4 separate regions of the Homo sapiens genome follow, and regions 2, 3 and 4 are each linked to region 1. The links are chromatin contacts, found by Hi-C or POLR2A ChIA-PET in ENCODE. All regions are on one chromosome and are shown on one strand. Each heading gives the region's core, a stretch centred on a gene start or an enhancer-like site at or near the end of the contact. The rest is flanking DNA. Distances are from core to core; before and after follow the strand shown.

Region 1 (6,054 bases), core at 2,076-4,575:
ACTGCATTTGTGTGTTTGGTGGGGTAAAAAGAACAGAGGCTTTGGGACAATCAGGCTGAAATTCCAGCACTGTCACTTACTGTGTGATTGCAGGTTCTCATCTACCCTCTCTGGAACTCAGTTTTGGGGGCTGATAACACCAATTCCACAGGTTGCTGTGAGGATTAACAAGATATCATGGGTAGAGTTCTTGGTACAGTGCCTGACATATAGTAGCCACTGGGTAAAGGTCCTTTTGTTGTGGCTATTATCATAAACACAGACAAGGACAGAAGTCCACCTTGGCCACTGTGGGTTTATGTGGCACCCCAGGTGTTCCTGATGTGACTTCCTCTGGTTCCTCCTTGGGTGATGGTGGCCTTTCCAGTACAAGTCCTTGTCTGATTGACTGCACAGATAATGGTCTATGATCTGAGCGGGGAATGGATGTCCTGGAGTGTTCCAGTCCACTTCCCTATGCACTATGAGTCCGCTCCTTCACTACCCATCTGCTTGGAGTGTACACATTAGTCCTGATCCCAGTGCCCAGATTGGGGCTCAGGACAGGGAGGGTTGGCTTTTGGAGAACACACCACCAAGTCAATCCTGTGTTTCATGGAGAAATCTTTGACCATGGTGTAAGAGGTTTCTGGGCACAACACACGAGTCCCATGAACCACACAGAGAGATCCATGCCAGTCATGGGGCCCATCCCATGGGCCACAGAGTAGAGCAAAGAATGACCCAAAAAAGATCCCAGACACCAGCAAGATCTACGTAGAGAGAGAGAGAGAGGAGACCCCTGACACAATGCAAATCCAGTTTATGTTGCCAAGACACTAGATGCGCTGGGACAGATCATGTGAACAACAGCACTCTGAAATGGAACTCATATGCAGACCAGCGCAGACCCTTCATAAATGGCTGTGTCCACACTAAACAGCTCCCAGCAGGGCAGAGCATCAATGACGAGGAAGCCTTGGATAAAACGAGGATGGGTGAGGACAGGGTAGACAAGCCCACTGGGAGTCTAATTCACACAGCTTTTCTCATTCTCCCTGACAAGCTGGCTCCCCTGGTGAGCTGTTACCAAACTTCAGCCCTGAAGAGTTTGCGGTGCCCCAGAACCAGCGCCCTTCGCACCACCATGGCCCGAGTAGGTCCTCCTCTGGATAAGACCTCAGCACAGCTCTCTTTTCTGATGCTGCCAGCAGGGAAATTGGGAGCATCCTTTCTCCTTCATCTGGAGAGGTAGCTGAATAAGGATTCTTGGAGTTCCTATTTTCTTCTTTCAACTGAGGATCATTCAAAATCATCTGTAAGACACTGTGAGTGCCTCACATTGCCAGATCTTAACCTATCCCAGACCCTGCAAACCTTGGCCACATTTCTGTAGTGCCTACAGCTGTCACATAGGGCGCTACTCCAGAATACGGCTGGGTGGACTTCTGCATGTTCACAGTCAGTGCATCCATGGAGATTATCTCAGAGGACAGCTTCCTACAGCGTGGATGAACAGACACACGCCTGTGGCTTTGTTCTCCTTCTTTTTGCATTGGGTTGACCTGTGTATCAATTTGAAATCCCAAGAAATCCCTCTTTTTTCCATTTTGCTATCTAGTACTCTTCTATCACTTTTCATATACCATTTGAAGGACATAGTACTCAAACCAAAGCTATCGATCACCTTCAGGTGTTGTCTGAGGACCCTTGGGGAGCTTTTCTCCCCCTCCCCCCCACTCCTGCTCCCCTTTTCGGCACCTCTGTCACCCTCTCTTAAGGTCACGCCAGTTTTCCTGGCTGTCGTCCTCATGAAGGGTGGCTTCCTCCCTGAAGTGCTCCGCTCTGTCCCCTCCCTTGAGTCCCGGGCTTCACACACACAAACTCTGTTGGATGTTTTTTCCAGGAAATGCAGTTATTCTGACACTAGTGGGCCATTTCCCCGGCGTCCTCATTCCATTTCTGACAGTGCTCCTGCTACCCTCAGTAGATTATTATTATTTATTATTTATCAGCCACGACACTGTACTCTGCTTCCTACAAAATATTAAAGAAGACACAATCCGTGCGCTGAGTTTACAGCCAAGGAGAGCAGAGGCCTGGATCAGACATCACAGGGGGGGAGCTGAGAAGAAAATATTTACCGGCTCAGTCCTCCTTGGCCCTGGTAGATGGAGGCAAGGACTGGCAAAGCCCTCCCCAGGCCAGCTCCTCCCAGCTGGGCCCCCACAGCCAGCTCCCCACACTACCTACAGCACCCCAACTCCAATTTCTAGCAAGGCCTCAGGCCTCAGGCCTTTACCCGGGGGAGCGGAGGGAGGGTGGAGGATGAGGATTGGGCCCTCAGGCCTTTACATTCAGACAGGGGTGGAGGAGGAGGGCAGGTACAGATATTTCCTCTGAAACTCAAAACCAGGTAAAGGGGATGTAGGGGAGGAGGGAGAGGTCGGGGAATAAAAACCAGATTAGGAGAGCGGTCGGGGTGGAGAAGACTGTGCCCAGAGTGAAATATTCTAGCATAATGGAAAAGCCCTCATTGGGGGTCCCACACGCCTCTGGCCAAATCTCTTCTATTAGGGTTAGAAGTTAGGGTCTGTGTAGACAGCATGTGTAGACCGAGAGGTGGTGGGACTGAGAAGTCAGTGTAGACAGTGTGAGAGAGAGCGAGCTGTGGTGGGGGTGAGTAGTCGGTATAGACATCAAAGGCTGGTCAGGCTGTTAAACAGAGAAGGCTTCCTGGATTCCTAAGGGTCAGTATGAACAGAAAAGTCGCGCGCCCCAGGAGAGGCAGGGCTGACTCAGAAGGCTGGTGGACACTTTGCAGGGCTCTCCCTGGTCCTTCAGAGGTGTGGACAATTCCTGCTCCTTTCCAAGGCTGGAGTGTCATAAAGAGGGCGGAAGCTGAAAGACGATTGGACTTTTTCCTTCTCAAACTTTTCCGCCAGTTTCCTCAGGTGTTGAGAGCAGACGGGGAGCTCGCCTCAGTCCCGGGCCCCCAACCCTGGGCCAGCAAGGCCAGGAGGCCACGGCGGAGCAGCCCGTGCCACGCGCCGTGCGTCTGCCGGGCGCGGCCGCGGAGCCAGGCGAGCCGGGGGCCACCGCGGGGGGCGGGGGCGGCGGACGGACGGACCGACGGACACACCCGCGAGCACTCCAACCTCGGACCCGGCGCGCGGCAGCCGGGAATCCCTCGGGCCGGGGAAACTGCGCACGGGGCCCGGCCTGGCCGGGCCGGGCCAGAGGGCCCCGCCTCCCCCACCCGCCACCCCCGCCCACTCGGGCGCCCGTGATTGGCTCCGCCCGCCCCTGGCTGCGCGCCGAAGCCCGCCTCCCTCGCAGCTAAAGCAGACGGTACCCGGAGCGGAGCGAGCCAGAAGGGAGCATGGTCCCCGCGCCGCGGCCGCGCCAGCCCCCGCGCCGCCGCCGCCGTCCCCGCCACCGCGGATCTCGCCGCAGCTCCAGCCCCGGCCCCGGCTCCGCAGCGCCCGTCCGCAGCCCCGGCGGTCGCCGCGCTTGAGCGCAGCCCCCGCCCGGAGCCCGAGCCGCGAGCCCGGAGCCAGCCCCAGCCCCGCGGCCGCCGCGGCTGCGGGGAGAGGGCGGGGGCGATGCTGCCGGAGCCGCCGCCGCCGCCGCCGCCTCGATGAGAGCCGCGCCGCACCGCTCATAGCCGCACAGGCTGACAGGCAGGAGGACCGACTTCCCTCTCCCGGGCATCCTCCCTGGGCTGCCGGGAGGCGGCGGCGGCGGAGGAGGAGGAGGAACGAGGGGAGAAGGCGGAGAGCAGGAACGCGAGGAGGAGGACCTGGATCCGTTTCCTCCGGCCAGGACCCGAGCGGCCCCAGCCACCGCTACCCGCCGGCGCTGTCCGCTCTCCATCAGCCCTCCTGCGCCCACCCGCGACCCCGGGCTCTCTGCGCGTCGGGCCGGGGCCGGAGCCGCGCGCCGGAGGTAAGAGCCGGGCCGGGCTGGAGCGCCTCGGATGCGGCGCCGGAGGGAGACCCAGGTCCTGGCCGCCGCGTGGGGCCGGGCCGGGCCGGGCGTGGGAGCGGGGCCGGAACCCGGAACCCTGGGCTCGGCTTCGGCGGCGGCGGCGGCGACAGGAGCCTCCCGCGTCTGGACTCGCAGGCTGCAGGAGCCCTTGCGCCTGCGCTGCTCCAGGGGGAAAAAAAGGGGGGGAAAAAACTTCCTGCCCCCGGGTGTGTATGCACCGGGGCTGCCTGGGGCCACTGTCACGGTGTTCGGAGGTGCTGGAGGCTTGTGTGACCCCTGGCCGGAGCAGCCCCCCTGCTGGGCCCGGCGGCGCGCGCCCCTCTCCAGGCCACGTTCCCCTGAGCGGCCCAGGGCCCCGGCCGGGCAGGAGACCTGGAGGCGACGGAGGGCTGGCCCCCAGGGGCGGCCGCGCGCACTGTCCTTTGGGGAGGTGCGCGCCTCTGTGCAGCGAGAAGCCAGGTTGGGGTTTTCTGCCCCTCGCGTCCTCTGATCTCGCATTTGGGGACTGGGTCTCTTTACTCAATCCCAAGTAACTTTCGAGGTAGATGAGCTCGAAAACCGTCGGGAGGGAACCCGCACAGACCTTATTGTGACCCACCCCACCCCGACACACACACGCACACTTCCCTTGACACCTTGTGGGTGCCAGCGTGTTGTGGGGGGACGCGGAAAGGAGAGCTCACGGGGACGGCGAAGCGGCCAGGAGGTGGTGTCGTTGGGGAGGGGTTGTTGATGTGTGGGACAGGGTGGACCTGGAGATGTGTAGTGTGGGAGTGTGAACGCGCGCCCCGATGGCCTCGGGGGGCCGGGGGAGCCCAGGGCTCGCGTCCCGGTCTCCGTGGCCTGGAGCGGGCTGAGAGCGCTAGGGTTATCTGCGGTCGCCGCGCGGGTGCCCGCGCTGGGCAGCGTCGGCCCCGGGCCCCAAGGGAGGGACGTGCTCGCCTGGGGCCGGAGCGCGGGGCTGGGAGCCGGGGTAGGTCGGAGGTGGCTCTTAGGGCAGGTCGCCTCTGCGTTGCCTGGGGAAGGCGGGGACGCGCTGCCTGCCTGCGGCCAGCCGTCTCGGAGGAGGGGGTGGCGGCCACGCGCGAGTCTCGGATGCCTGGGTCCACCCGCTGAGAAGCCAGTTGTCGTCCCTGGGCTGTGGAACCAAGCGGCAGACGCGGTCCGTTGGCGGGCCCTCGCGCGGGCCCCCAGAGATGCTGATGGGTAAGGAGCTGCCGCCGCCGCCGCTGCCATCCCCGCCGCTCTGCAAACGTTCTCCTCCCTCCCTCCCGTGCTTGCGCCGCGGCGCGCCCCGGGCGAATCGTGGACGCAGGTATTTATGTAGCATTAGGCGAGACCTCGGCGCTGGAGGGACCAGACCGTGGAGGACGCCGAGCTGCTGCTGCCTGCGAAACTTCCACTTCGGCAGCTCAGCGGCATCCCGGCCCGCTGCTGCAGGTTCCAGCCTCTCTCCAGTCCAGCAACGCTGGGATTCGGACTCCTCTTGCAATGACAGATCTGTCCTGGTTACGGCTGTATTTATACTAGTTTCAGTCTCTTTAAAGTCATCTGTCTAGTCACTACAGAGTTTCTTCCTCGCCGTGTGGTCTTATCACTAACTCAGCCCTGGGAGGGCAGATTTGAGGAATTGCTTCATTTTCAGATGAATGACAGCAGACTTGTCCCACCTCATTCCTGATTTATTATTATTATTATTATTATTATTATTATTATTATTATTATGGAAAGAAGGTATAGAGCTTTTTAATTTTTTTGTGAGGGAGGAGAATGAACAATTTTATAGATTGTTCTTTCCGACACTTAGAGAAAACATGTCCAGTAAGCACTAGTGAATACTTTAAAGGCTGGTTGGCATGCGTGTATTTGATTAGTCCATAATCTAGGTGTTTATACAGGTATGGAGCTGTGTGCTACTGATGAATAGTCTCCGTCCCATACATTGTGCTGGAGTGCACTTGATTTATCACCCTGCTATAAATCAGGGAATTACTAGCACATGTGCCTTTTAAACTCTATATGAATTTAATGGCATTTAAATTGGTTTATGGGCTGATGCATCTAACCAATTTTAATAACTTTTCT
Region 2 (6,531 bases), core at 3,268-5,767, 2.9 Mb before region 1:
AAAACAACTTTTTTTTGTAAAGTGTATGGCTTCATAACTTAGACTGCAAAGATGCCTTCAGGGGGCCTGAGTCCCATCATTTTTGCGGGGTTTTGAGTGTCAACCGATACATGCATTTTTCTGGACAGTCCTTTTTTTTTTAATTTGAGTCTTATCACTTAAGAGATTATGTTTAGATTCTCAAAATCTAAGTGCCTTGCTCCTAGGCTTTGGCGGGCACCTGACCCCTGCCATTTCAGACCTCAGTGTCTCCGCTGAAGAGCAAGTCCTGGGCAGAGTGCTCTTTAAGCCCCTCTCAGCCCTGACTTGGGTTTAATCCAGAGTCAGGACCTGCCTAGGTCTTCCCTGCAACAACCACTCTGCCAAATCTAACTCTTCTCCGGTGCTGCTCTCACTGGCTAAATTTAGGATAAATTTTCACCGATTATCGCCCAGAACAGCGGTGGATGAATCTGGAGCTTTTGCGTTGGGAAAAGTCTCCTTGGGTTATCCAAGAACATTGCCAGGCATTCAAAGTCAACCAGGGGCCTAGTAAATGAAGGCATACCCAAATTACTGCCCCAGAATGGAGAGGATTTGGGCTCAGGAATAAAATAGCCAGCAGGGGTTAATGAATAATTAGACATTAATTGTTTGTGAGTAGAAACTAATTAAACTTCACTTGGATGGGAGAAGGGCCAAGCTGCCTGTGTTATGCCTCAGAGCAGCTGGAATGAGCTGTTCTTGCTCCAGGACCAACCTTACCAGCACCAGGGGGAGTAGCAGAGATGACTAATTAAGAGTTTTTTAAAAGTCTCTACAATGTAGCTGAGTCCCCAAATCCAAAGTCCCAGTAGACAGAGCAATCCACAAATGCTTGAATTGCCCTTCCGTTTGCCCTTCACTTAGGGCTGCTTTGGTGGCTGTCTAGGGAGAAGCAGGTCTGGGATTCCAGGATCACAGTGAGGGATCAGGCTGTTTAGACATAAGCCGTTGTTGAGAGTCCCCAGAGTCCAAACCCAACAGGCCTTTGGCATTCCCTGCAGAGCACACGGAGCTGGGAGTCCCCCGGTGATGGAAGGCCTCTTCTGGAACCCGAGCCTCTGGCATAGTTAGCTACTAGTGGGTTTGGGGTCTGGGCTGAGGCTACCTGGGGCCGAGTTGACCACTTAGATGCTCTTCTTAGCGCTCAGTGGGGAGTAGGCATTCGAGAAGAAAATGGGGACTATTGTCCAGCCGGGGATGTAGGGCAGGGCACAGAGTGGCCACCCAGCAGAGGTTCGTGGATGAATGTGAGGTGGGGTTGTGTTGTGCGTGGAGGCGCTCCACTGGTCTAGGGGTGGGCAAAGAGCCCTTAGACTCGACAACAAAAGCGAAACATTGATAAAGTGAACCTCGTCACAATGAAAACTGTGACAGACCTTGTTAAAATGGTGAAAAGACAAACTGCAAACTGGGAGAAAGTGTTTGCAAGCCACTTGTCCAACAAAGGACTACTGTCTAGAATATAGAAAGAACTCTTAAATTTCAACAGGTAAAAAACCCCCAAACAGTCCAATTAGAAAATGGATAAAAAACATTTGAGACAAGAGGATATGGAGATGGAAAATAAGCACATGAAAAGACGTCCGTCATCATTAGCCGTCCAGGAAATGTAAATCAAAACCACAGAGGCATCACCACAGTCCCATCAGAATGGCTCAAATGACACACAGTGATAATATAGTCACAGGACTAGAAAACCACAGCTGTCGTGAAGTCAAGACTGAAAGGATCCAGTCCAGAGAGTAGACTCTTTCCTGTCCATAGGGGCCTGTCTGGATGGCCTTGGCCACCCGTTGTGGCCTCCAGCAACTCCACCACCCACAGTGTGGAGTGGCCAGGATCAGGCTGCCCTCAATCCAGTTACAGAGCCAAGCTCCCTGCTCTGCCTCTCTGGACAACTGAGGATAAGCTGCTACTAAATCAGTTTATTTTGAACTTCCAGTCTGGTGACCTAGTCCAGGGTTTTATGGAAGCTGAGAGATTGCTTGCTTTTGTCTCAGTTTCCATTTATGCTATTTATGAAACAAATCATACAATTTTAAACAGACAGATAAAAGTTTTAAACTAATTTATCTTTTAAACTATTTTCAATTCAGTAAAATAACAGCAACTACTATTTATAGGCTAATCTCTGTGCCAGGCTCCATGCTAAGCACTTTATGTGCATTACCTAACTGAATTTTTACAACACCCTTGTGAGTGTTAGATTTTTCCCTTTTTACAGATGGAGAAATGGGTTCAGAGAGGTTAAGTAACTTGCCTGAGGTCACACAGCTAGTAAGTTGCAAAACAAAGATATGAATCCAGCCACACCTTACTCCAAAGCCTCTACACCCTAGTGCCTCTCAAAAAATGATGGAGTTTCTGAAGTTGGGTGGTTCCCACCTGGAACTCCCAAATGTCATTGTTACTAACTCAGGATGGTCTTATTGCTAGAATAAACAACCTCACATCTCAGTGGTTAACACATTATTCCGTTGGTTGGAACTTAATTGCATGGACCCCATCTAACTGTGGAGGAGGGTGGGAAACGTTGTCCCACTGTGTGCCCAGAAAATAAGGATTGGTTAACAAGGCTGGGCGTGGTGGCTCACGCCTATAATCGCAGCACTCTGGGAGGCCGAGGCTGGTAGATCACCTGAGGTCAGGAGTTTGAGACCAGCCTGGCCAAAACAGTGAAACACTGTTTCTACTAAAAGTACAACAACAACATCAACAAAATTAGCTGGGTGTGGTGGCACACACCTGTAATCCCAGCTACTCAGGAGGCTAACGCAGGAGAATCGCTTGAACCTGGGAGGCAGAGGTTACAGTGAGCTGAGATTGTGCCACTGCACTCTAGCCTGAGTGACAGAACAAGACTCCGTCTCAAAAAAAAAAAAAAAAAAAAAAAAACAGAATTGGTTAACAAATGACAATGTCTCAGCCAAGTTCACCTCCAGTGATTTTTTGTTTGTTTGTTTTGGTTTTGAGATGGAGTCTCACTCTGTCACCAGGCTGGAGTACAGCGGTGCTCACTTGGCTCACTGCAACCTCCGCCTCCTGGGTTCAAGCGATTCTCCCGCCTCAGCTTCGCGAATAGCTGAGACTACACTGGCGCAACCATGCCCAGTTAATTTTTGTATTTTTATTTTTAAAATACAAAATATTTTTATTTTGTATTTTTAGTAGAGATGGGGTTTCACCATGTTGGCCAGGATGGTCTCGATCTATTGACCTCGTGATCCGCCTGCCTCGGCCTCCCAAGGTGTTGGGATTATAGGTGTGAGCCACCACGCCCGGCCCACCTCCAGTGATTTTTTACATAAACTCCTTCCCAAAGTCAAGGTTAGCATGGTCTGACCAAGGCGTAAACCAGCCAATTTTTGTGCAATGCCATGAACAGAAAAAACACTTTCTCTTCTTAGTAGGGCCAAGGGCAAGGCACCATGCTCTCTGATGATATTTAGATAATAAATTTTGAGTCCCCTTTGTCCTCTGAATCCTTTCTTGTCCTTATGCAGAGAAGCTTTTGCTGGCCAGGCTGGACTGGAGGCTGGCCAGGGGCATGAGAGAAGCCTCTTCCCACCTGGGAGCTGCACCATGCAGACCCAAACATCTTCCTGATGGAGCCACTCCCCCTTACCCACTGGCATAGTGCCTTTGAGCTCCTTGCTTGACTTTGCCAGGCCAAGCAGGTGGCATTGCCCTGACCTCACAGACCAGAAAGGATCATGTGAGAGTGGTCTGGAGTAGCTGGGCAGTGTCCTGGGCCTCACCAGGTACCCACCATGCCCTCCGCACCAGGCCCTGCCTGGAGCCTGACCCCAGGCCAAGAACACTCATGAGGACACACTGAGCAAAGGCCTCCCACAGCACAGACAGAGGTTCGGTGAGTCTTTACTGCTGCCTCTCCTGCCTTCGCCTCTCTGACCTGCCAAGTCAGCCCATGACATAGACAACTCAAACGCACAGAGACAGCAGGAATTTGCACTAATTCAGTTAAGCACTTAGCCTATCAAGTGGCAGCAAATGCCTGGACTAAATCCCTCTGTGGAATGGAGCAGGACTGCTGCCCTCAGGTCCCCGTCGTTGGTCTTTGCAAGCTGGGAGGAGCCCTCCCACTATCATACCTGCCCCAGTGCAAGGGTGTATATTAGAAATGATGATCTGTCTTGGAGGATTATATATTTTATTGGGCATGTTGTGGGCAGGGCTGGCCCTGCCATGGACTCTTTGTGACTGTGGGTGCGCCCTTTCTGAGCTTCAGGTCTCAGTTTCCTCACCTGTCAAACGAGAATGAATCATGTATGGTCTTTCTGCCTTGCAAGTTTGTTGTGGGATAATTTGGGGGAGGAGGAATTTTGAAAAGAAACCAACACATCCAGGCAGAAGGCTCCCAGCCATAGTCGTGCTTGTGGCAGACTATAGGACAGATGAGCCAACCTTCATTCCCATCGTTTCCCCTCCCACACCCTGCTCTCAGGGCTGGAGAGGCAGCAGTCTCACTTTCTTAGCCTCTTGTGTAGTGCAGGTGGGGGTGGCCACGTGGCACGGCTCCGGCCAATGAGACGTAACAGGGAGTGAGCTGGCGGCTCCTGGGAGGACTTAGCTCTTCTCATTAAAAAAAAAAAAAAAGGGAAAGCCCGGGCGAGGTGGCTCACATCTATAATCCCAGCAATTTGGGAGGCTAGTCAGGAGGGCTGCTTGAGCCCAGCTCAGCCTGGTTTGAGATCAGCCTGGGCAACATGGTGAAAACCTGTCTCTATTTTAAAAATACGAAAATTAGCCGGGCATGCTAGCACACGCCTGTAGTCTTAGCTACTTGGCTACTCGGAAAGTTGAGGTGGGAGGATCCCTTGAGCCTGGGAGGTTGAGGCTGCAGAGAGCTGTGATGGGGCCACTGCACTCCAGCCTGGGTGACAGAGCGAGACCCTGTCTCAAAAAACAAACAAACAAACAAAAACTGAAAAAGAGCAAAGGGGGCTAACCTGGCTCTTGTCCCTTCCTGCCATTTCCTGCCTGGAATTCTGAAGATGTGCCAGGAGCTGAGGTGGCATCTTGGCCCCACCCTGATCCAGTACGACCTTATCTTAATTACATCTACAAGGACTCTATTTCAAAGAAGGCTCTGTTCTGAGGTTCTGGGTAGATGTGAATTTGGGTCGGGGCGGATGCTATTTAACCCACTACATGCCTCATTCCAAAGAAGGCCATGTTCTGACCTAATTACCTCTGCAAAGACCCTTTTCCAAAGAAGGCCTTGTCCTGAGGTTCTGGGTAGATGTGAATCTGGGTAGGGGGGATGCTATTTAACCCACTATATGCCTCATTCCCCAAATCTAATCCATCAGCAAGTTCTGTTAACCTTACCTCCTAAATACGCTCCAGACCTGGTCACTTCTCACCACATCAATTCAACCATCCCACGCTGAAGTCCTGTCACTGTTCACCCCACTCACCAGCCTCCACCAGCCTCCTAAAGGGCCTCTCTGTTTTGATTCTGCACCCCCATACAACCCCCCTCAACTCCCCTCCATGTTCATGTTCCGTTCAGCCTCCAGAGTTAGCTTATTAAAAAGATTAATTCCCATTGAACAATCCTCCTGAATAAAACCTGCCAGTGGCTTCTCATTGCTTTTAAAACAAAATGCAAAATCTTTTCATGGCTAGTAGGCCTACCCCGCTCCCTTTCTGACCTCTCACCTCTGACCTTATCTCCTCCTGTTCTCCCCGGTTCCCTTCTGCTCCTCAGTCCTGCCAAGCTTCTTAGTGTCTTGGGGTCTTTGCACTTGCTATTCTCTGTGCCCCAGATCTGTATGCAGTGGGGGCCTACGTCTCATTTAGGCTACCTCTCAAAGGTCATCTCTTAAGAGGGGTCTGCTTTGATTACCCAGGTCGGAAGCACCCTCCAAACCTGCCCCCCAGTCCCTCTCTACCGTGTCACCCTGCTTAGTTTTCCTCACACTGCTGCCTGCTGCCTGATCTGTCTGACGGTATTCATTTCTCTGTAGACTTGGCTCTGACAACTCCCACCGAGTGACAGTTGCACAGGGGACACCTGCCTGTCTTGTTCACTGCTGTGTCCCTAGTCCCTGGAACAGGGCCTGGCACATCGTAGGTGCTTTAGGTTAGGTTATTTCATGAATGAGTAAGTGGGTAGAGTTACGGGGCACAGGGGAGAGTCTACAGGGCTGGGGCGCACAATTCTAAATCGGGCAAGAGCCCCTTAGCCCACCGCCTGTGGATGCAGGAGGGAGGGCCGGTGAACCGCCCTCCCCATTGCTGTGTCTTTCTGCCTCTCACTTTCTCTCAGGCCCCATGTCCACAGTCTGTTCTGCCTTTTTAAGAACAATGAGTCAATAGGCCCAACTTGCTGTGCAGGGAATTACGTTCAGCTGGTGTAATTTCCCCCTTACCTAGAGAGAAAGGCCAGCATGAAGGTGCAACCGTGAGGACCGTTCAGTTGCATGGGAGAGGAGAGGAGCACATGGGGAAGAAGAACCAGGGTGGCTGGGAGTGGACAGG
Region 3 (5,736 bases), core at 3,162-5,661, 2.8 Mb before region 1:
ATAACTGGGATGATAATGTTGGCCTTACTTGGTTTTTGCCAGGATTAAATGAGAACACAGGAGTGGTTGTTATTACTGGCGTAAAAAGAACCATTTCCTAGCTCATTAATGCAGACAACGTAAACGTCTGGATGCCTAAGGACAAAGCCCGGGACTTTTCTGCACTTGCTACTCACCCCCATATTGTTGTTGGGCATTTGTTTGGATTTCTCTGGAACTTTTGGAACAATGGGCTCTGGAGTTTTGTCCTGTGGTCATTCACACCCTCAAGGGAAGCATTTGCTGAGCTCTAGGCCTCGTTCCAAGGGTGAGGAGCCTGGTGGGACATTTACCTGAATCAGGGCCGCAGCCTGGACAGGCAGGGCTAGGGACAGGAAGGCCAGAGACACATAGTGTCAATCCCTGAGCCTGGAAGCCCTAGTCCAAAGCCTCCTGGGCTTATTTCAACCCATCAGCTGACTCTGACAATCAGAAAATACCAAAAAGGGCCCACCCCTTCCTCTCTAGCTCTGACACTCCAAGACCCTGTTTGGTCTCAACATGCAGCCCAGTTCCCTGGCTGCCCAGCCACACTCTGCCCACATATTTTAGACTCCCAAAGGGTAGTAAGTCCCTCTTGCAGCATCCCTGGAGGCCCCGCCACATGCCAGGTGAGGAGCCAGGCACTGGGGAGAAAGCCACAGTGTGCCTCCTGCCTCCTCCCCTCTCCAGGTTTGTGCCTCAAGGCCCGGCATTCCTTATCCACGGGCCTGGCCCATGTGCCTGGGCTCTTCCACACGGGGGCCTGGCAGCAACGCCTCTGTCTCCTTGGTTCCACCCCCCCCCCCCCCTTCAGGCTACCCCAGCAAGGGAGGACAGGAGCAGCTGGGAAATTAATTTACAATGTGAGTGACTGTTAGGCCCTGATACCCACACATGAGGAGTTGCTTTTTAAAAGGTAGCTATTTATAAAAATGAATGCTTGAGAAGTTCCTGACAGGCAATGGGGGAAGGGGACTGGGGAGGGGGACCTGAAAAACCTGTCCCACCCATTTCCATCTTTGTTTTGTTTTGTTTTGTTTTTTGAGACAGGGTCTTGTTCTCTCCCAGGCTGGAGTGCAGTGGCATGACCGCAGCTCACTGCAACCTCAATCTCCCGATCCTCCTGTTTTAGCCTCCCAAGTAGCTGGGACTACAGGTATATGTCACCATGACTGGCTAATTTTCTTTTAGTTTTTGTAGAGATAGGATCTCACCGTGTTGTCCAGGCTGGTCCTGAACTCCTAGGCTCAAGTGATCCTCCTACCTCGGCCTCCAAAGTGTTCTGGGATTATAGGTGTGAGCCATTGCACCCGGCTATGTGAGGTTTCTTTCTGCTCAATCTTTGCCTAAGTTGTTTCCTTCATATGGACTCTATGTGTTCCTCCTCTTTTCCTGTCCTCAGAGAACCAGCTGGAACCTCACCTCCTCTGAGAAGCCTGCCCAGTACAGCTCCTCCTGCCACTGAGGGCTTAGCTCAGGCGTCCCGTTTTCCATGCTTTGCAGTCTTATCTCCTCTCTGGCCTGAGACCTCCCTGAGGCTCTAGTCTAGAGCCTGAAAATATCAGAGGAGGGCTGGAATCTGCCACATTCTAGCTACACGACCTTCTCTCTAAAGTGGGAACAGGATCGCCTCCCTCATTGTACTGTAAAGTGCCTGGCATATGGCAGGTGCCAACAAATACTGCTACCCCCAGAAGTTCTGAGAGAGACGGAGGCCTTGAATGGTACCCTTAATGGGGCCCACAATCTAGGGACTTTTTATTCCACAACAGAAATGGAAGTTGACCTGTCACACTGAGTCTACACTATTTCTTGGGTCTTGCCTGCCTCCCGGAAGCTGAACTTATCACCAGAGGGACTATGCAGGCTGAAGTTTCTGTTTCTGTTTCGGTTACGTATAGAAGCAGTTGCTTTCTAAGAATTGAAGGACACCTAGTCATATCCTTTTGGTCAGTGGCAAACAAATGATGGGGAACAGAATTCCCACTTACAAATCTTTTCCCATTGGGATGTCTAGGATGGATGGTTCCTGGGAATGCCCTGGGAATTTACCTGGGAAGAGTATTTACAAGGAAATTTATGGGAGAATTTACAAGGGAATTGCCGTTTGAGTTGGGTTTTCAGAGTAAACAAGGGCTTGTCACTGGGCCTAGATGGAGATGTGGGGTGGCCCAGGGCAAGTGAAGGACTTGGGGTTCCAGGGAGATTAAGGACTGGGGGCATGACACACTGATATTCATGTACAATTGAGTTAATATTTCCGTATCGGGGAGGGCCTGGGAGCTGAGTGGGGAGAGGGTGGGAAAGGGGGACCCTCCTGATGGACCCAGGAGGTTCAGTCCCAGCCCAAACCCAGCCCTTCAGAAAGACCCAAGGCTAGTAGGCCTGGACTCCTTAAAAAGCTTCCCAACCATTGGCTGGGGAAGAGCATGATTCTTGGGGTTGTTTTACCCCAAGGGCCTTGTCCAGGGCTTCCTTTGAAACAAGTGCAGCGATCTCCCAGAGAGAAGTTCTAGACCATGCAATCTTCCTGTCTCCCTGCATTTCCTGTGACATGTTAGCGGCTTGGAGGTGTCCCCCCAGCTCCACCAGGGGCATAGGAAGAAAGAGCCTCCAGGCCCAAGGTGAGGGGCACCTCCCAGCACCGCCATCTGGGAGCGTAAGAGTGCCTGTCTGTGGCTGCAGCCTGGGAGGGAGAGAGGGTCCAGAGATGGAGGCAAGCAGAGGCCAGACCAACTCAGGCCGGGTGCATGAGCTGGAATTGCCAGGCCTCTGAACCTCAGGCTAGGTCGCATTCTTGGAGCAGCAGATTAAAGTATGAGGGGGTATTGTCTAAGCTACACTCCCCGGCACTGGGGCTGGATGGGGATTGGGCTTCCAGGGTTCTGTTATACTGATCAGATCAATGATTCATATGCTGATGTATCAGAACCACCTGCAAACACATTTCCAGGCCTGCCTCAGGGCACTCGTTCCTCAAGCCTGTCCAGTGTGACTTCAACCCCCTTCACAGCTGAGTAGGTTGTGGCCAGGGGCCATGGATCTGCAAAGACTGAGTAACGTGCCTGATGTCTCATCATGATCCAGCCGGCTGGGGACCTCTGGCATGGAACACTCCAAGCTGCATCATGTCCCCTCAGGCAACTTGCTGATCCCTGGCAAGGGGTGCAGGAAGCAGGCTCACGTGGCTGTGCCCTTGAATCAGGGCTCGGGAGAGTGGCACAGGGTGGGGGTGGGAACAGCCTCTCTTGACCAGTGCCTAGCGTCCTACCTGTGGCTCCTAAGTGGCTCCAGGGCTGCCCTCAGAGGCGGGATGGGATGCAGTCTTCATAGGAGGGGACTTGGTCTCCATGGTTTTCAGGGCAGAGCCCCACACCTATTACCTGGGCCCTGAGGCTCTACCCTAGCATGTCTCTCTGGGCTGTCCTCTGAAAAGTTGCTCACCATGGTAACCAACCAGAAGTAGAGCCCCAGCTGAGGGCAGTGATGACACCATCTTTGGCCCTTGGACAACCGGGGCAGTTCTTGCCCGGAGGCTCTCGCAGGCAGCCCCACACACCACCTATATCCCGAGGAAAGATGGGCATTCCCAAGGAACATGTTCAGGCCAGACCCTCTGGGAGGTGAATAAGAATAGATGCCCAGCCAAGAACCTCTTCAAAGCTCAAGAGGAATGAAGAGAAGAGAGAGGACCACCATTCACTGAGGGCTGGCCATGGGTGAGGCACTGGGCGTAGGCAATCTCCTACATGCTCATGACAGCCCTGGGAGCAGTACTGCCACCTGCACTGGACAGGGGAGGAAACTGAGGCTCAGAATGGGAAAGTAATTTGCTCAAGGCCAGAGTCCCTGGGTGTGTAGCTGTGACTCTGGAGCCATGCTCTGTATCAACCAGTGGGGTGTACATGAAACATCAACAGTAACAGCAATGTCCAGGTTCAAAACATTAAAAATAGCCTCAGTACTACAAGGCTTTCTGTTTCTGAAACCTCTGTTGAAGGCAGCCAAGTGGAAAGTCAGGCGGTGTCCCCTCCCAAGCCTCACAGGCTGAGCCAGGTTTGGTGGCCACTGAAGCCCTTGACTTCCTTCCGGTCTCAGGTCAGTCCTCCCTGGGGCACTCCTAATATGCTCATCTGGAGGCTTCTGTTAAGTCCAGGAAACTCTACAGGACACAGCTGAGGCTGGGCGGCCACCAGACACGTGCTGTGTCCAGAGAGAACAAAGCGGGGGTTTCCCTGGGTTCCATGAGCACAGGAGCCTTTTCCTCCAGGCTGGCTCCATCCGAGCTGGCTGAGGGTTGGCGGCAGCTGCCCAGCATCTATAGGGTGCCTCCGGGAACTGTCTCAAGGCCAGAGCATCCAGCCTCCTGGCTGTTAGTGGGCCGTGAGCCTACCGGGACTTCGAGAGACAGGGCTTCCCCAGATCCAGCCTGATGAGATCATCTGCCATTTCAGGCTGGGCTGAAAGATCCTCCGGCACAACAAAGCTGGGCCCAGGAGATATCCTGCATGACTCATCAGTTGGCCATGCATTGGAGACTTCCGGCCCTCAGAGAAACCAGACACAGAGAGCCATTGTTTGCCTTGGAAGCCCCCCGGCATACCAGGCTCAATGGGGTCATTTGTGTTTTCTCCCTAGTCCTCCATAACCCATACTCTTTCTGGGAGGTGGGGGCCCACTGAGCTGCCTGGGACCCTGTGACAAGAGGAAAACCAATACCAAGTCACCTACCCACAAGTCCCACGGGAATACCCTCCCTCCAGGACCAGGGCCTGGCTGGGAAGCAGAAAACCTGGGTTCTGAGCCATGGTTTAAGTCTCCAAGACTCACTGATTCTTCTGTCTTCATTTTTCAAATGGAGAAAATCATTCAAAAAAGACAAAGCTATTGTGAGGATGACCTAACGTAAGGCACATAAAGTTCCAGGCTCAGGCCTTGCACCTACAAAGGTTCTGCATGTGATCTTTCCTTCCCACTTCTCTCTTCCTCCTGCCTTTAAAATGTAAGTGAAAATGTTTTGTTTGTGGATCTGTTTCTATCCTAATCTACATACCCTTATCTAGGGCAGAAACTCCCTGAACTCATACCCACAGTCTACCCACAATTTGGCCCACACCCAGGGACACAGCCCCAAGGGGGCAAGGACTGGAGCAGAGGGCACACAGCCTAGTGGCTAAGCTGGGCAGAGATGCAAGAATAAGCAAGGCAAGGCTGAGGGCCTGCCCCTGGGTTTCAAACAAGCTGGAGGCCTTTAGAAACTTCCAAGGGGGAAGCTGAGTGTGGTGGCTCATGCCTGTAATCCTAGCACTTTGGGAGGCCGAGGCGGGTGGATTGCCTCAGCTCAGAAGTTCGAGACCAGCCTGGGCGACACAGTGAAACCTCGTCTCTACTAAAATACAAAAAATTAGCCAGGCGTATCAGTGTGCACCTGTAATCCCAGCTATTCAGGAGGTTGAGGCAGGAGAATTGCTTGAACCTGGGAGGTAGAGGTTGCAGTGAGCCAAGATTGTGCCACTGTACTCCAGCCTGGGTGACAGAGCGAGACTCTGTCTCCAAAAAAAGAAAAAAAAAGAAAAGAAACTTTGGTGGGGTGGGGAAGCAAAAATTAATTTGTTAAAAGGAATCAAAGGTTATAAAAAGAATTCACAGAAAGGGAAATCTAAATGACTAACAAGTTCATGAGGATGTTGTCAACCTCGCTAGTTATCAGAGAAA
Region 4 (5,568 bases), core at 2,217-4,716, 3.0 Mb before region 1:
TGTGGGAGATGGGGGTGTGGTTCCCAGTCCAATGGATTTGTATTCCCATGGGGAGCATGTCTGCCTCTCCTGAGTCATACTGGTCGCCAGGGAAGTGGGGGAAAGCCAGCAATCACAGACCTCACCCCACTCCCATGCAGCCTGCAGTCCTAAAGGCTGGTCTCACTCCCACTGTGGCCCCCCAACAGCATGGAGTCTATTAACAGACAGGTGGTGACCAGGGCTGAGAACTTGCCCTAGACCACCAGCTTCCCCATTGAGAAAGCAAGCAGACTCACAGTTTTCCGGCATCTCAGGGGCCCCGCAGCAGTGATCTAGTTCCTTCTAAGGGTCTGTGGATTCTCTGAGCTTTTCTGGTATGGTCCTGCAGTAGTTCTTGGAGAAAAAGTTCACGAGGTGAGTCTCCTCTGAGCCGGAGCTGCAAGCTAGTCCTGCCTTCTATCCGCCATCTTGCCCGCATTCTTTTAGCTTTGAAAGTAAGTCTTGCCCTAGGAAGTTTACTGGAGTAGTATCCCACAGTACAAAAGTATGTTTTTTCTGAAAATGGCCCCAAAGTCCATTGAACGAGTTCAAACATAGGAACCTCTTGAACTTCATTCAAAACCCCCAGCAAAAAACATAACGTTTTTACTCTCAGCGATTTGTTGATCTATTAAAGTGGCTTTATGGTAGATAGGAGGCTTTGGTATCCACCAGGATTGTACAAGATTTCCTTTATTCTAACTCTTGTTTCTCTATGTTTATTTAGAGGTGTTATGGGCAGCACTTTATCAGGGGACTCTCTTAGAGTCTGGTCAATTATCACGAGAGCTAAAATCTCTTGGGCTCTCTCTAGCCTAAAGGAAAGAGGCTTATTGGTGGACTGTCAGAAAAATGGAGAATTTCTTTTCCAGTGTCTCTTTTCTAGTCATTTGCAATAAAGGGAGATACTTTGGGACCTCTTGTTTCAGGACCTCTTGGTTGAAAAAACTTCACAGGTTGCAGCTTTTTGAAGGTTGAAGGGACATAGGCTTGTTAATCTTTGGGTTTTTTCTTCCTGTAGAGCCCTTTCAAAATGTTCAGCTACAGCCACCAATTCAGTCATATCTGTCACTTCCCATCTAGGTTTATGTTTTTTAATTAAACTGCTAAGTTCAGGACAAAATCTGCTTATAAATAGAACAGTTTATGCCGTTTCAGTCTCTGCAGGAAATGCTCCTTGCCATATGTTGAGCCCAGAATGTTTCTGAAATAGTGTTTCTAAGTGAGTTCTATAATGTGAAACTGGTTCATCTTTTTTTTTTCTTGTCTGCAGGATTGCATCATGGACCAATCAATTTTTGGTGAATGTGATTGGTCCATCATGCAAACCAGAAGACAAAAATGTGTGAAAAATCTTAGAAATTGAATCTAGAAGGGGTTCAGCATTTTTTCATGCTCCTTTTGGCCCTTCCCATGAGGAGGTCTTGGAGGGGTCTTTAATATCCTCCTCATGTGTGTTCCATTCTGTTGCTGGCATCCATTTGCCAGGTCCCAATATCATGTGAATAAATTGGTAAAGGTCAAGGAGTCCTGGATCCTCCATTCCTAGGAAGATTCTAAATTCCTCAGTAAATTTTTGAGGGTTTCTCCTTGCATCAGGGAAGTCTTTTACAATGGCTCTAAGCTCAATTTTAGATCATGGAGTTAAAGTGGTTACAGCAGGAAGGCCTGGCTGATCAGAGGTCTTACTTTGTAAAGACATCTGTTTGCCTTCTCTTTTGTCAATATTCTTCAGGGTGAAAGGGTAATTTAGCAAGGTTAGTGGACTCAGAATATTTAGTTGGGGATGGATAAAGAGAATAAACAGTTGTGGTTAGTTCAGTAAGAACATAGTCCTTGTTTCTTTTCAAAGTATCTTACCAGTGGAAAGTTTAAAAATTAATTTATTATAGGCCGGGCGTGGTGGCTCACGCCTGTAATCCCAACAATTTGGGAGGCTGAGGCAGGTGGATCACCTGAGGTCGGGAGTTTGAGACCAGTCTGACCAACATGGTGAAACCCCATCTCTACTAAAAATATAAAATTAGCCAGGCATGGTGGCATGCACCTGTAATCCCAGCCCACTAGGGAGGCTGAGGCAGGAGAATTGCTTGAACCCGGAAGGCAGAGGTTGTGGTGAACTGAGATCGTGCCACTGCACTCCATCCAGCCTGGGCAACAAAAGCAAAACTCCATCTCAAAAAAACAACAACAAAAATAATTTATTGTAATTTATTGTTATTACTATTAATGATTATTTTGAGACAGGATCTCACTCTGTTGCTCAGACTGGAGTGTAGTGGTGCAATCTTGGCTCACTGAAGCCTCAACCTCCTGGGCTCAAGCAATCTTCCCACCTCAGCCTCCCAAGTAGCTAGGACTACAGGTGTAAACCACTATACCTGGCTAATTTTGTTTATGTTTTTGTAGAGATGAGGTCTCACTATGTTGCCCATGCTGGTCTCGAACTCCTGGACTCAAGCAATTTTCCCACCTTGACCTTCCAAAGTGCTGGGATTACAGACATGAGCCACTGTGCTCGGCCTTAGTCCTCTTTTATGATGTCCTTAGTCTGTTGTTTAAGATTTTCACTTGCTTTTTGCAAAGAATCTTTTACGGATGCAATTTTTGATTTGTTCAGTCTTTTAGATCTTCCTATACTAATTAAAGGATACATACTATTGTTTTTATGTGGGATTCTGATTCCTTTTTTCTCATATGACTTGCAAATAAATAATTTTAACCAAATTAAAACTTCCCCATTATCTTTTCTAAGTTGTCTCAGTGAGGTTAACCCATTTTTTCTGAAAATGCACATGTTCTGGGCCCATAATTTTATACATAAAAGTAGCTGGAGTCCCAGAATGTGGAGTCCCAGGCTCTTTGAATTGAGATGAACTCATTACCAAAAAGGTACCCACCTGAGGCCCTCAGCCTCTAACTGAATCTAATCCGGTTGATTATTGAATCCAATCCAATCCCAAACCCAGCCCAGTCCAAAGATTGCTCAAACAAACTTGGAGAGCTGAGAACACAAATTCTTGGATCTTGGAATCTGAGAGAAAATTCAGCCACGACCTCCAGTTACAAACAAGAAATCAGTGGGCACAGCTGGCTTCGCAGGTATCTGGTCTGGTTCCCTGGTGTTCCTGGGGGTTGCTGAAGTTTTACTCTGTATTCTCACTTCTGACACCAAATCTGTTAAAAGAAAAACTTTAGACATATTAAATTTAACAGAGTTTAATTGAAAAAAAAAAGAAAAGAAAAGAAAAAAAACAACCAAAATGATTTCTGAATTTGATAGCCCCCAGAATCAGAATAGATTCAGAGACTCCAGGGCTGCTACATGGTCAGATAAGATTTATGGACAGAAAAAGGAAGGTGACATACAGGAATTGTGAGCTACAGAAACAGCTGGGTTAGTTACAGCTCAGCGTTTTCCTCATTGGTACAAGGTCTGAACAGCTGGCCGCCTGCGACTGGCTGAGACTCAGCCATTGTTACAGAAGCATACTGCTGAGTTGAGTTTTCAGTTTGTTTAGGTACTAAGTTAGCTTGTTGTTCCTAAGTAAGAACTCAAGTATGTGAGTACAGAGGCTTTCTCAGGCCAAATTTAGTTTGATTTAACAGAAGTGAGGAGCAACCAGCCTCATTCTCACTGTGGCTGGGTGTGGGCATGTCCTGGGCCCTCCCACAGCTCTAGGAATTGCCTGAGAGACAGACGAAGTGGACAAAGTCGCTGACAGACCTGAGTTACTGCCTTGGTCCTGGTGACCCTGCTCCAGGCAGTCCATCTCTGTCTGCGATCCCGGCACCACTCCCGGTGGTTCATTATTGCCCAGAGGGGCCTCTGGAGTGCAAGCCTCAAACAGGGAGACAGACCTGGGAAGACTCCATGAGGCTCCACAGCAACCAGACAGTTCTAAAGTCAGCGTCCCTGGCTTCCAGCTCCAACACTGGACATTCCCCCGTGGCTCCCCTGCCTGGGAATCTGGTGGAGGCTGATTGGGCAGCCCAGGGGATGCCGGTGGGGTGCGGGGAGGAAAGGCTGCAAGGGCAGCTTGGCTGGATCATGGAGGCCCGGGTGAGGCATTCGGACTTACTCTAAGGGCAAGAGAGTGAGAGACTGCAGCTTGGAGAGGACAGCGGTGCTTTGGAAGATGAATCTGGCTCGTTGTGCTGTAAGAAAAGGAGGGAGGAGAGCAGCTTTCTAGGTGACCTGGGGCTGTGACAGTAGGTATGAGGGACGTGAGGGGTCTGAGACAAGCAGTGAGGGTGCACTGCCCAGCCTTCCTGCTTGTGGGTTAGGAGCTGTCGGTGAGGATTCTAAGGGTGTGACCCTTGATGATGAGGTGAATGTGTTATGGCTCACAGGAACAGGGAAGATGGGAGGAGGAGTGGGCTTACAGCAAAGAGAAGCGTTTTATTTTATTCAGCTTGGCCGTGAGACTTCTCTGTGGCGATAGGTGAGTTTGCCAAATCTGGAGCTCGAGAACCAAGTCAAGGCTGTAGCTGCATATTTAGGAGTAAAGGTAGAAATTGAAGTAATGGGAGGGAGTAAGAGTGTTGAAGATGGAAGTTTTTCATGCCAGAAATAAGCTGTTTAAGGAAATGACCAATCTCCTAGAAATCTCCAAGGCCTATGTTAAAACCATCCCTTACCCCTGCAAAGATACCATATGCACGTACCTCTAACATTGCCTGGTTTATGTCATGTGCACCTAACCATTGCCCTAGCAGGTGGGCCTCTGTACAAAGGGAAGTAAATACTTGTTCCTGTAGAACCTCTGGTTTTGGATAATATAAATATTAACTTTGGCCAGGCGCAGTGGCTCACACCTGTAATCCCAGCACTTTGGGAGGCCGAGGCGGGGGGGATCACCTGAGGTCGGAAGTTCGAGACCAGCCTGGCCAATATGGTGAAACCCCCGTCTCTACTAAAAATACAAAAAATTAGCAGGGCGTGGTGGCAGGTGCCTGTAATCCCAGCTGCCTGGGAGACTGAGGCAGGAGAATCACTTGAACCCAGGAGGGGGAGGTTGCAGTGAGCCAAGATGGTGCTACTGTACTCCAGCCTGGGCGCGGCAGAGCAAGACTCCATCTCAAAAATAAATGAGTAAATAGATATTAACTTTCTAGTACTTCGGGCACATCTGCTTGTAATGCCCCTGAGGTGACTATGGTAGCAGTCCGTCCCAAGCTTCTTGGCAATGCCAGTGGCTGGCAATGTGTCACATGCCTGGAATGACCAGAGAATAAGTGTCTGATGGTCTGCTCGGTAGTCACTGGAAGCCACCCCCATGAGGTGGTGACAAAAGAGGACTTTGGAAGGCTCTGACAGTGCATTGGAGCTGGGGCTTCTTGGGTATTTTTTTTTTTTTTGAGACGGAGTTTTGCTTTTGTTGTCCAGGCTGGAATGCAATGGCATGATCTCAGTTCACTGCAACCTCTGCCTCCCAGATTCAAGCGATTCTCCTGTCTCAGCCTCCTAAGTTGCTGGGATTACAGGTATGTGCCACCATGCCTGGCTAATTTTATATTTTTAGTGGAGATGGGGTTTCTCCATGT

The links. Hi-C counts contacts between places; a loop is a spot of excess contacts on that map. ChIA-PET counts read pairs that join two places held with the same protein, here RNA polymerase II (POLR2A). Pooled maps may share reads with other maps.
Region 2: a map with no recorded cell type shows a loop between it and region 1 (3-fold over the local background). The contact joins the enhancer-like site here to the promoter of KLHL29 in region 1. A Hi-C loop is called at or near these places in 4 of 37 single-sample maps with no recorded cell type and 3 of 50 pooled maps.
Region 3: a map with no recorded cell type shows a loop between it and region 1 (8-fold over the local background). The contact joins the enhancer-like site here to the promoter of KLHL29 in region 1. A Hi-C loop is called at or near these places in 3 of 37 single-sample maps with no recorded cell type and 5 of 50 pooled maps. POLR2A ChIA-PET finds 5 or more read pairs at or near these places in 1 of 52 experiments (HEK293T).
Region 4: a loop to region 1 is called in a map with no recorded cell type, with 3 times the contacts of the local background. The contact joins the enhancer-like site here to the promoter of KLHL29 in region 1. A Hi-C loop is called at or near these places in 1 of 37 single-sample maps with no recorded cell type and 3 of 50 pooled maps. POLR2A ChIA-PET finds 5 or more read pairs at or near these places in 1 of 52 experiments (MCF 10A).

The regions. Positions count from the first base shown.
Region 1 is chr2:23,381,854-23,387,907 of GRCh38, forward strand. It overlaps KLHL29 (kelch like family member 29), which reads left to right and starts at 3,326. Exons shown (of 14, transcript NM_052920.2): 1 at 3,326-3,927. LINC02923 (long intergenic non-protein coding RNA 2923) reads right to left here and starts at 5,465. Exons shown (of 6, transcript NR_187213.1): 1 at 1-5,465. RefSeq lists silencers at 1,265-1,559, 3,063-3,412, 3,583-4,442, 4,683-4,802, 4,823-4,992 and 1 more and an enhancer at 1,265-1,559.
Region 2 is chr2:20,505,619-20,512,149 of GRCh38, forward strand. No RefSeq gene overlaps it. Among named protein-coding and RNA genes, the nearest start is that of RHOB, 62 kb to the left of the region's middle. Within about 2 kb of position 4,518, at least 3 of the 41 ENCODE cell types and tissues checked have a DNase peak (open chromatin) inside an H3K27ac peak, as active enhancers do.
Region 3 is chr2:20,574,945-20,580,680 of GRCh38, forward strand. It overlaps a transcript of HS1BP3 not described here. Among named protein-coding and RNA genes, the nearest start is that of HS1BP3-IT1, 15 kb to the right of the region's middle. RefSeq lists enhancers at 3,590-5,102, 3,889-5,088, 4,067-4,396, 4,587-4,646, 5,473-5,736 and 2 more. Within about 2 kb of position 4,412, at least 33 of the 41 ENCODE cell types and tissues checked have a DNase peak (open chromatin) inside an H3K27ac peak, as active enhancers do.
Region 4 is chr2:20,415,690-20,421,257 of GRCh38, forward strand. LOC105373465 (a long non-coding RNA gene) reads right to left here. Exons shown (of 5, transcript XR_001739317.2): 3 at 2,922-3,198; 4 at 279-375. Among named protein-coding and RNA genes, the nearest start is that of RHOB, 29 kb to the right of the region's middle. Within about 2 kb of position 3,467, at least 19 of the 41 ENCODE cell types and tissues checked have a DNase peak (open chromatin) inside an H3K27ac peak, as active enhancers do.